2 separate regions of the Homo sapiens genome follow, and region 2 is linked to region 1. Evidence: chromatin contacts called from ENCODE Hi-C or POLR2A ChIA-PET data. All regions are on one chromosome and are shown on one strand. Each heading gives the region's core, a stretch centred on a gene start or an enhancer-like site at or near the end of the contact. The rest is flanking DNA. Distances are from core to core; before and after follow the strand shown.

What was found. A loop is a pair of places that touch in the nucleus more often than their neighbours do. ChIA-PET counts read pairs that join two places held with the same protein, here RNA polymerase II (POLR2A). Pooled maps may share reads with other maps.
Region 2: a loop to region 1 is called in a map of transverse colon, with 18 times the contacts of the local background. The contact joins two enhancer-like sites. A Hi-C loop is called at or near these places in 10 of 168 maps with a recorded cell type or tissue (Right ventricle myocardium inferior, aorta, ascending aorta and 5 more) and 2 of 50 pooled maps. POLR2A ChIA-PET finds 5 or more read pairs at or near these places in 2 of 52 experiments (AG04450 and WTC11).

The regions. Positions count from the first base shown.
Region 1 is chr9:95,053,905-95,059,366 of GRCh38, reverse strand. The region is part of intron 13 of AOPEP (aminopeptidase O (putative)); the gene reads right to left. Among named protein-coding and RNA genes, the nearest start is that of MIR6081, 8.7 kb to the left of the region's middle. Within about 2 kb of position 3,094, at least 11 of the 41 ENCODE cell types and tissues checked have a DNase peak (open chromatin) inside an H3K27ac peak, as active enhancers do; they include ascending aorta, where a contact is called at or near this core.
Region 2 is chr9:95,090,234-95,095,695 of GRCh38, reverse strand. It overlaps a transcript of AOPEP not described here. Among named protein-coding and RNA genes, the nearest start is that of MIR3074, 6.9 kb to the right of the region's middle. RefSeq lists enhancers at 3,494-4,243, 4,244-4,993, 4,994-5,462. Within about 2 kb of position 3,200, at least 16 of the 41 ENCODE cell types and tissues checked have a DNase peak (open chromatin) inside an H3K27ac peak, as active enhancers do; they include ascending aorta, where a contact is called at or near this core.

The DNA.
Region 1 (5,462 bases), core at 1,845-4,344:
AGAAAGAAAGGAGACAAGACACCAATGCAATCACTTGGTTCTTGGGTATATTCTGTACTTCATGACATCGCTTCATCTGAAAGACATGCTGTGGCTATTCTCTCAGGAGAAACAAGGCGCCTTCAGCAAAACTGCAGTACAATCAGCACTGACAAGGACCCAAAGAATTACTAACACTCCATTTCTTTTCATGAGAAGTCAAGTAATTGCAGCATGTTTTAAAGATATCAAATTACTACATAACTACTTGTAACAAAATCACCCATCCACCATACGGTATTAAAAAGAAATCTACTGTTTTACAGAAGAGGCCAAACCCAGGCGCCCAGCCTCTGGTAGGCCTCCTCACCATTCATACCATGAACACTGCCGGGTGCATGTGGGTATCCAGCACTTCTGCCCAGGCAGCCCAGTGAGACTGGTTCTCTTTCTCCCTCTGCCCTCCTTCTCCTTCCAGTTCATCTCACCCTTCAGCCTCCTGTGATGTTCCGAGAGAGGTGCTTTCCTGCAGGAGGCTGGGCCTTCAACCCATGGCCTCAAGTACCCCTAACCCGTCTCCCAGGGCCACTGACTGAATGCCCTCCAGCCCTTGAGCCCTCTTCCCAGTGTCTTCCTTTTCACCCCAGTCGTGGGCTCTCCCCACTTCACCTCACTACTACCCTTTGTTGTGCTGCTGTCAAACAGCAGCTCCACGAGGGGTACCCAGGCCAGGCCACAACAGGATGGGGACCTGCTCTACCCCACAAACACTCAAAACTGGTGAGCAGCATTTCTCAAGACAGACAGTCCGAGGACAACAGGCGCCTGGCATCAAGGCCCCTCCAGACAAAGGCAGGCAGGCTTTGGGGAATGGGCTCAGCCTCACAGAGAAGTGATTCTCGGCACCACCAGCCCCTAAACACCCTTTGCCAGAAGTGGGGCCTCGTTTGCTAACTAAATACAGAAGGAACCAGCCCTGCCAAATTGCAGAATTACAGGGAAGGGGAGAGTAGAAAGAAAAGCATCTCCCCATATTATACGCTTGTGCTTACAAAGAAGCCTACTGTTAGAACTCTCATTTGGGATTTGGTCTAAACTAAAGAGACACACAGAGCAAAGAAACCCTGAGTAAGACAACTAGCTTGGTCCTCAACTTAACCCCAACTAGGTTTAACCAATAGATACAGCTCCAGTTTAAAATCAAACAATTACCTATATGTGAACCTACAAAAATACCTGCATTCATACCTGTATATCTGAGTTTTCTTTTAAGCTGAAAGCTCAGCAACTCTACACAGAAACAGAACCAAAAGGATCAATGGAAGCTTTTGTCCTCTCCAAATTTTACACAATGAAAATATTTAAAGCTAAACTCCCTGACTTAAGACCGCGAGATGGAAGTAAGGGAGGGAGCACACTGACTGACTCTAATTTGAGAGAGGTAAGAAGCAAGGATGGACACTCCCCTCAGGTATCTGCTCCCCCTAAAACAAGGCCCCCGACCACAGTGCTGCCAGAGCCAGCTTCATGCTCCCAGGTTTCTGTGAGTCCCATTCTTCTGAATAGACTTGAAATGACTCTCACTTGGTAAACAACCTGCGGCCACCTGGCTTTTAGTTGTAACTATTCTAACTCATGGGGGGAAATGTAGTTTCTGAAAAAAGTAGGGAAAAAAAATCAGTGAACAAACGTTATTTTGGGACACAGACAATAAAACTAATAAAGCATCTTTCATTCGCAAAGTACACATTACAACATTTTTAAAGGATAAGATAATAGACCTTAAAAAGAGCATATTGAAGCAAAAATGTGGTTAAACAGCTTCCATACATTTGTCTTTGTAAAATAAACATTTGCTCCCCGTAAAGCCACCCTACAAATGAAAAAGCAGTGGTCATGTAATAAACCAAAATGTTTGTAAAGCAAATGAAAGAGACCACGTATCAGCAGATGTGCTCAAGGCAGCACCGGGTGGTACGAGGAGCCCGGGGCGGGCACAGGGGGAGTGGGACATGCTATGTGGACCACTCCACTTCCACCCACGTGGAAATCAAAGCAAACTTCACATGACTTCTAGGCCAGCTGCGTTTATTTATTTATTTTAAGATCAGCTGAATTTAAGACTGAAAGGCCAGCTGTGTTTAATACAGCAGCACTGGCGGGAGAGAGATAAGGCTTTGGTCGTACCACAGAGTGATCGTGAAAAATAAAGGACCTTACCTCCAAGCATCACCACCTAAGAAAGCAGCTCCTTCAGACAGTATAAAAAGAACTTGCCTTTATTTCTGGGGGCCCAACAGTGCTCACACCCACAGTTCAACAGTGACAGGAATGCAAAAGTCCTTTCCTTTGCATAAACAAGAAATTCATGATGGGGTTATTTTTTCCATACAGAGACCAGCTCATTATTTTTAAAATGCATCTGCCTCGGAAATTTACACAAAATAGGACTACAAGGTGCCAAAGTGATGTGGGTACTTGCAAGAGAACTTCACAGAACTATGAAACTTACTGAAATGAGTACAAGAAATAAAATGCTAAACGAGGTCAGTCAAGTACAAATGCTGCTTGTTAAGGATTTTAGAAGTCTGTGTTCTACTCTAAACATGGAAGATCTCATAGTTGCTAAATACTAAGAACTGTACAAAGAAAAAAGTCCACTGCATGTTTTTCCCAACTTCAGAGTCGACGCAAGCTGTACGACTTTGAATGGTTTGGGAGAGTTTTTATGCATGCTCCTGGAAAGAAAATATGAATTTTCCAAACCCACCCTCCTAAACTAGAGGCAGCTCAACTAAGAAAAACCCCTGACTCTTGCAGAAGCCTCTTACTGCTGTCACGGGGGCATCACTCACTCTGTGCTCCCAGAAGACCACCCACGCAACTGAGGTTCCGCCACCATTTCTTCCATTAGCATGATGCAGAACAGGCCAGCTCACCTCCTACATCAGAAAATGCCACGGACATGTCCCATGACTGACCTTGCAGAGGCAGGGCCTGTGACAAGAGACCAGCAAATGGCAACATCCAAGCCCCATTGCCTGCACCCCTCCGAAAGCAAAGGAGGGCACCTCCCGGCGTGGCCCAGCTGGTGCGCTGCAGCCTCACACGAAGAAAGTCACTGTGCGGCTCCCCAGACAGAGAATAAGCCTGGGACTAATGCAGCCACGGATTGACAGTGGCATGAGTTCTATTATTACCCCATTATCACTCTGGGATCTGTGCCTAAATGAAGCATGCTTCCTCCCTGATGCCATTTCCTTTTATCCTGGCTGGAGACTAAAAGCGGATCAATGGGGGCAATACATATGATGTCACTTCAATTTACAGCCACGGCCTCCCCCTCTCCAGTCTGTCTGAAACACACAGAAAGATCAATTCTTCCCAAAAATGGTTAAAAAATGCTTAGGGAGCATTCTTCTTCCAGAAAAGCATTCTCTGCTATATTTGTCTATGTTACTACGCAGGGAACTGTTTACATGGAACAAAAACAGAAGAAACGGTGGGGGTGGGGGAAATCTCAAATTCTGTATGCTGGAGACTTGCTGGCTGAAATTCAACACAAGCAGGGTCCTTTGAAAGTCACATGCAGGCGGCCTTCGGGCAGGGGCACAATAGAAACCAGTTTTCTTTTGCCCCTTGGATTAAAAAGGTGATCCCACTGACATAAAATATCTTTCATTTTTATCAAGTTCCCCCAAAGGCTGACAAATCCCCTTTCACTCTTCCCAGAAAACACACCCACCACCTTAGCAGACCCTCAGGTTGCCCCTTCAGTCCACAGGAATGGGAGGAAACAGCTTCTAATCACACAGTGCCCTCATTAAAGGAGACAGAAAGCTTGGCTACAGGACACGAGACAGAACTTATAAACTAAGTCATCTTCCAGACTCGGCTCTGAACCAAATAAAACACAGTGAAAATCTATACGCTGCATAAATTTTCACATGGTGCTTTTTGCCAATAAGGCAAAATTAAGATATAATCAATGAAGTTCCTCAAAACAAAACCAAGAGTTCTCCCTCCTCATAATCCAAAAAGAAACAGAAAACGTTCAGAGCCACAGAACCCAGGTGCAGTCACCCCTTACTGCCCACACACTAGCCAGGCCACAGTCTTCAATAAATGGTCTTCTTCCATCTGTTACTTTTTAAATGATAAACATTTCTAAGAAACAAAAGTAGACAACTTAATAATACATACACATATCAGGTGTCTGCCCAAGAGCCTGCCTACTAGGATATCATGACAGAAATGAAATATATTTATTCTAAATTAGTAATTTGTATAATGGAAAAATACAATTGGTTTGAATTGCTGCTGAAAACACAATTCAGAAAAGAAAAACCTTTATATGTTGAAGCAAAAACTTAACATATTTTAAAGAATTGCCGAAACTTACAAGTAGAAGTCTCTACTGTTCACATTATTTGTGGGGCATAAAATTGGATTTGCCAGCAAAGGAAGCCACCAAATAATTAAGAGGAAAAAAATTTTCTTCAAAATAAAGAAAATCAATCAATTGGTGCATATTTGTCTAGCAGAATCAGTTATTTCTGATTATCAAACATCTTTAGGGAGTATGTCTATAAACAAATTTTGGAAAGAAAATTCAAGTAGCAGCAAATATTCATATAGCTCATTTTATACAAAGAAAAGCATATTTATTAGATTTTTGGGAAATTCTAATAGTTACAGTTCAAAAAGATTACTACAAACTTTGAGCCATGGTTTGCTTGTGGAGTTTCTAAAAGTGGCACCACAGAACCTAAAACAGACACATACCATCATTCGCAAATACTATCTGAAATAATTTACTGGCATAAATAATTCTCATGTTTCCAGATTGTAAGTGTCAAATGTTCCCGTGCTATTATTCCCCTAACTCTTGTTAAAAGCATACACTATATGCAATCTAACACAAAGCATATTATTTAAATGATGAAACATGCAATCCTCTGGTCAACTGGATCTCTTACAACCACGTGTACATTAATATTTTATGTTATTATATATGTTGGAAGCATCATAAACACTCAAATTGAAAATTTCCAAGTATTTCACAAGAGATGTGTGGGATCCTTGTGTCCACCTCCCCAACCCCAGATCCTGCCAGACCAATTACAAGGGGCCAAAGGGAAAACATTCCTGATCTATGCTTCTCAAGAAAATAATCACTCATGAAAAAGAAACTAAATTCCTAAGTGATTCTGTCTATTCACCCTGCCATGACAACAATGGCATGTTCAATATATGCCTGAATATTTCTAAAGAAATTGGAATACTTTAAAGTATCAGAATATTCCTAACTTTTCTTGTATTCACATTTTCATAAAAATTTCCTTCTTTTTGTTTCCTTAGAATTAATGCTTTTGCCACAAGTGGTAGCTCACACCTGTAATCCCAGCACTCTGGGAGGTCTAGACAGGAGAATGGCTTGAGCTCAGGAGTTTCAGACCAGCCTGAGCAACACAGTGAGACCT
Region 2 (5,462 bases), core at 1,951-4,450, 36 kb before region 1:
AGGCCGTGGGGACCCCCCACGCATCTCCCTTGGCTGTGTCTGCCACAGGGAACCCTTTCCATGCCCAACGCAAAAGCAAGAAACCACAGGAGAAAAGGTGGGTAAAACTGGCCATACAGAAATCAAAAGCAAACTCACCAAAGTATCTCAATACACATGGTAAACTGAGGGAAGAAGAAGTATTTGCAGCACATGAAAAAAGCGAATTTCCTAACTTCTAAAGCTCTTCTACACATCAGTAAGGAAACAGCTGCCAGCTCGAAACGCACGGGCAGGGACACACACGACACAGGGAACGGGACGGCAGGGGCTTTTCCACAGCGTGGCAGAAGCCCAGGTGCTCCCAACCATCTCCACGGCAGCTTGGGAAACACTCAAGGCTGATGCTCCCCATGCTGATGACAGAGTGCGGAACAGGCAGAGGAAGGGACAGGAAACTGGTACCACCTTTTCGGAGGACAGCCTGTCAAACATCCAAATTTATCAGCACCGTAAGATAGGGTGAAAAAAATCAAAATAGAAAATTGACTCTGGAAACAGTATGGTAACCTAGAACTCTGATCTATCCATTCTGCCTCTAGATGTTTACCCAAAAGAATGCAAAGTAACAGCTGAGGAAATCCTGGACGCCATGTTCCTGGCAGCACTCTCCTGGACAGCCAAGAGGCAGACAGCTGCATCCGCCAGCAGCCAAGCCAGTGCAGAAAGGAAACGTGGTCTGTGTGTATGGCAGGATGGTCCTCAGCCTTAGAAGGCAGAGATCCTACACTTTGGGAGGCCCAGGCAGGCAGATCACGAGGTCAGGAGTTCAAGACCAGCCTGGCCAACATGGTGAAACCCCGTCTCTACTGAAAATACAAAAATTAGCTGGGCATGGTGGCGCACACCTGTAATCCCAGCTACTCGGGAGGCTGAGGCAGGAGAATTGCTTGAACCCAGGAGGCAGAGGCTGCAGTGAGCCAAGATCGTGCCACTGCACTCCACTTGGGCAGCAGAGTGAGACTCTGTCTCAAAGAAAAAAGAAAAAAGAGGCAGAGATCCTGAGCACGCCACAGTATGGAGGAACCTGGAAGACTTTATGTTAAATGAAATCAGCCAGACATAAAAGGACAAAGATTTTATGAATCCTCTCATATGAGCTCCCTAAAACAGGCAAGCCTCAAAGACAGGAAGCTGCATGGTGCTTCCCAGGGACCTGGGGGAGGGGAAGTGGGGCACGAGTGTTGAATGGGTCCCGTTTCACTGGGGAAGATGAAAAAGTTCTGCAGGCGGATCGTGGTGAGCTGCACAACAATGAAGACACCGAGGCTGCTGAGCTGGGTCCTGACACATGGTTATACTGGTCAATCTTATGTGTATTCTGCTGTAATAAAAGCACTAAGATCGAAAAAGATTATATATCCTTTCTCCAAGGAGCAGACACCCAGTTCTCCTGACCCCACTCCCTCCACTGCAGACTGCAGGGATCCACACTAGTGCGCACATCTAGGGCTTTCCCCGTGGATATGCCGGCGCCTGTGCGTGTGCAGGATGCGACAGCCAACAACCACTGGGGCAACTCAGAGGTTCACATAAAGATATAAATGAAAGGAAACAGAGAGGGAGGAAAGGGAGAGAAAGGAGAAGAGCAAGAAAGGGGTGGGGGAGAGAGAGGAACGAGAGAAAAAAAGGAAAAGCCTGCGTGCAAGCAAGTGCACACTCTTACCCTTGAGCCCGGGCCTGCTGTCCACTTCACACACACTGACCCAACAAAGTCAGCTGAAGCTTACAGAGGAGGAAATGCAAACACAGAGAGGCCGAATAATGTGCCCAAGGCTACACTGAGGCCATCTAGCAGGGCTGGGACTTGAACGAAGCCCCCAGAAGGTGGGGTGTCACTGCCTCTCGAGTTACAGCGCGTCCATGCAATGCAGCCATCGACACAGAGAAGCGAGCGTTATGTACGTGCCAATCTAGACCCGTGTGAACACTGTGCCACCCTCCGTGTATAAAGCAGGGCCTGCACACGTGCTTGCCGGCGCCAGGGTGGAGACGGTAATCAACTTCATTATAGTGATTTGGGGAAGAGACTAGCTGAAAAGGCAGAGAAAACTTACTTTTTGTTTACATATTACCTATATTTGTTTGCATGTGTGATCTATGAGAAAAATAAGTTGTTATCAAGTATGCAAAGGAAGACTCTTTGTTTGCTCTAAGAGAGGGCTGCCGTTAAACGCTGCCCTGAAGGGAAGGAGGCCAGGCACCATCTGTAACTTTAAAAGGAGACAGCGCCATCTCTGATCCTTGCACCGTAGTCACCGTGGTGGTGCTTTTGTTTCTTATTCACAGGACTTATGTTCTACCATTGGACAGAATTTTCTAGAAAAAGTCTACTTACTATGACTGGACGCATGTGCCCTGACATTTGTTGGGCCATGACCCAGCTTTCCAAAGACCCATCCTCCATCTGCCAGGGCCCTGTGCTCATCATGGCTTTCCTCCTGTACGCAAGTCCTCTGCCTCAGCTGTGCTAAAACCAAGTTTCTGCAGTCACTTCCTCCACGCTTTTAACTTAGTAAAGCAGATACAATCATCAAACTATAGCTCCTTCCCCATAAATTATCTGTGTTTTCTTTACAACCCAACATAAATGCACACTTGTTCCATTCCATCAGCAATCACTGAAACGGACTCCGGCCTCATCTCTGAGTTATGCCGTAATTCATGTTCTTCCTGAGCCTCCCTCCCTAAACATAACTGCAGCTGAAGTCCCTGGGGACTTAAATCATAGGGTCAGAATGCAGAAACCTCAGGGATCACGGGTGAAGAGTGTGGTGTCTTAGCCACAGAGGGCTTCCTTGACTCCTGCCTTTCAGAGCTCGCCATGAGCGTCCGATCCAGTCGTCAGGAAACGCACTTCTGTTCTGTCAGACCTCGTTGTGGCAAGGGAGGACTATGAGAGCAGAAAGGAACTTTCTGGAACTCAGGACTCTTGGCAGTGAGTCAGGGTCTGACCATGGGCAGCTTCAGCACCCCACCCACACCCCGCTGGCAAAAGCACCTCCTCGGCTGCGCTTTAAAGTGGCGGACAGATTCCACAAAGGCCCAGGCTGAAAGAAATTACAGGCAGAAGGAGCACAAAGAAAGCTTAAGAAAATGGAAACCACAGGGTGCACACCCAGTCGCCTCTGTGCCCCAGACAAAGCCACAGATGAGCTGTCTGGGCAGGCGGCCCCAGGCAGGATCAGAGCTGGGCACTCCTCTCCCAGGTGGGGAGCCTGTGGGAGACTCAGAATGGACAGTCCCCCTGGGAGCAGCCCCAGGCCCGCCCCCAGGCCCCACTCAGCGACTGCCAGGGTCAGGTAGGGGTGGCAGAGCAGCCAGATGCTGGGTGGGCCCAGGCGGGGGTGGGAGGCTCTGGTCTTTACAGCAGCTCCCCCTGGGCCCACCCCCTTTAAGTCCTGGGGCTGAGAAGCCAAACCCTGACCTTGTTTTATCTCAACAAACACCGCAGGGACCGGTCTGGTTCCTTGTAAGCTGTTGGGACTAGACAGAACTGTGTGGTCAGAGGTCTTTCTCTGCATTTCTGCATTTAGCCCTGCACTGCCTCTCCCTACTAGTGTGTGTGTGTGTGCACACACACACACACACACACACACAGCCTTCAACAGGCTTTTGGTGCCATCAGCAACTCTCTCAGGCCACAGCCTGGTGACCGAAGCTCTCAGCCTTTCTTCTCTTCTGGATCTATGTGAGAACCACGGGGCATCAACCCCCTTTTCCCACCCCCAGCCCCAAGAGTGGCTTCTCAGGCTGGGCCTCCCATGGGGGCTGCTGGGGTGGGGTGCGCACATGCACACGTGCCAAGTTGGTCTTGGGACATCTGTGGCTTTACGGTGGTTTCCTTCCACCCCAGGCTCGGCTGCCGGCCTTTCTCACACCGTCTAGTTATCCGACTGGAACAGGAATGCCTATCGGGTGATCAGTCTCCCAGACAGCAGGGAGGGTGGGAAGAGATCTATAAAACCCTGCCACTGAATAGTCACAACTGGCCTCTCCTCACTTCCACCTTGTAAATCTCCAGAGCCCAAGCAGCAAGGCCAAGGTCACTGTCCCGCGGGTGCTGGGAACGACCCTGGGAGGTCCAGGCAGCCCTTTCAACCTCCAGCTCCCCCAAACCTCTTGGGTGGCCACCGTCTCCGTGCCCCTATACAGTGACTGTCATGGCTGGGCCCTGCACAGAGTGAGCCTGCAGTGGCTCAGCCCAAGGGCACCAACTAACCAAAGAGCCACCACACTTTAATGTGAACCCCTGACAAAGTGCCAGGCAGCACCCCGCTTATTCTGGGGAATGGGGTGTGGTGGGCCCTGCGCACCCAGAGTTCTGCTTGGAAGGAGCCTCCCAGGACAGACTGTGGCCCCTTGCCGGGTGGGACTGCCTTGCCAAGGAGCCCTCCTTCCCTGCCAGCACCTCCCCTCACCCCCACCCATGACCCACACAAGTCCTCCACTGGCCCCATCTATAGAACAAGGACGTGCTTGGTCTAGAACTTGAAACTCTAAACAAACTGTCCCTTGAAAGCGGCCCTTGGCCTTGCTTTCAGCTGCTCTGTGGGTCACAGCTGCCTTTGGTGAGGTCACTGCGGCACAGGTCCCTCCCCTCGGCCTCCCCCAGGCCCGGCCACCGGCTGTTGCAGGCTGAATCGAGGTGGAGGGAAGCCGCAGCCTCCCTGGACCCCTTTGTCATTGAGGGCAGGTTTTCCGTCAGGGCTGTCTTGGGTGTGGCTGGCCTCCCTCCATGCTGCAGGCAAGGTCACCTTGCCTAGCATGGAGGCTATTATTTCAGTATTTTGGTTTGAAATTCCAATAAACATAAATGCTTTAAAATCCTTTAATCCTCAAAGGAAGCTGAGCTGGGACCTGACCGTCTTCCCTGGTGTTTCTTTCCTGTATCCTCCCTCACCCCACTTTTTGCCTTTGTCCAGCCAGAATTCCCTGCCCTTATACCCCTGGCTGTGGTCCAGAGCCCTGGGCTGGGGAGGTCCTCCTGTCCCTTCAACCCCAGCAGGGAGGCAGGGGCTGCCTTTCTAGGCCGGCCCCAGGGTGCTGGCGAGGCCTGCAGGCGACCAAGTGCAGGGTGTGGTCACTGCTGCTTCCTCCCTTCGAAGGGGGGGCCCTCTGGGCTGGGGTCACCCTCAGATGCCCTGGCTACCTCCCCTCCCGCAGCAGGCCCTGGGCCCGGGCCCAGCCACAGGTTGGCGCAGCCTGTGTTCAGACAGCCGGAGGCGGCAGCAGGGGACATGGTTTAAAACGTGCTGGCCTCTGGAGAAGTGCCCTGCACTGGGCTGCCCGGCTCCTGCGGGCTGAAACACTGGCATCTCTGCGGCCTCAGGGGGAAGGACTGGACCCGGCATCCGTTTGTTCTCCTGGAGGACAGTGGCAATTAACCCATTAACTTGCTGCCTCTCCCTGATCTTTTATTA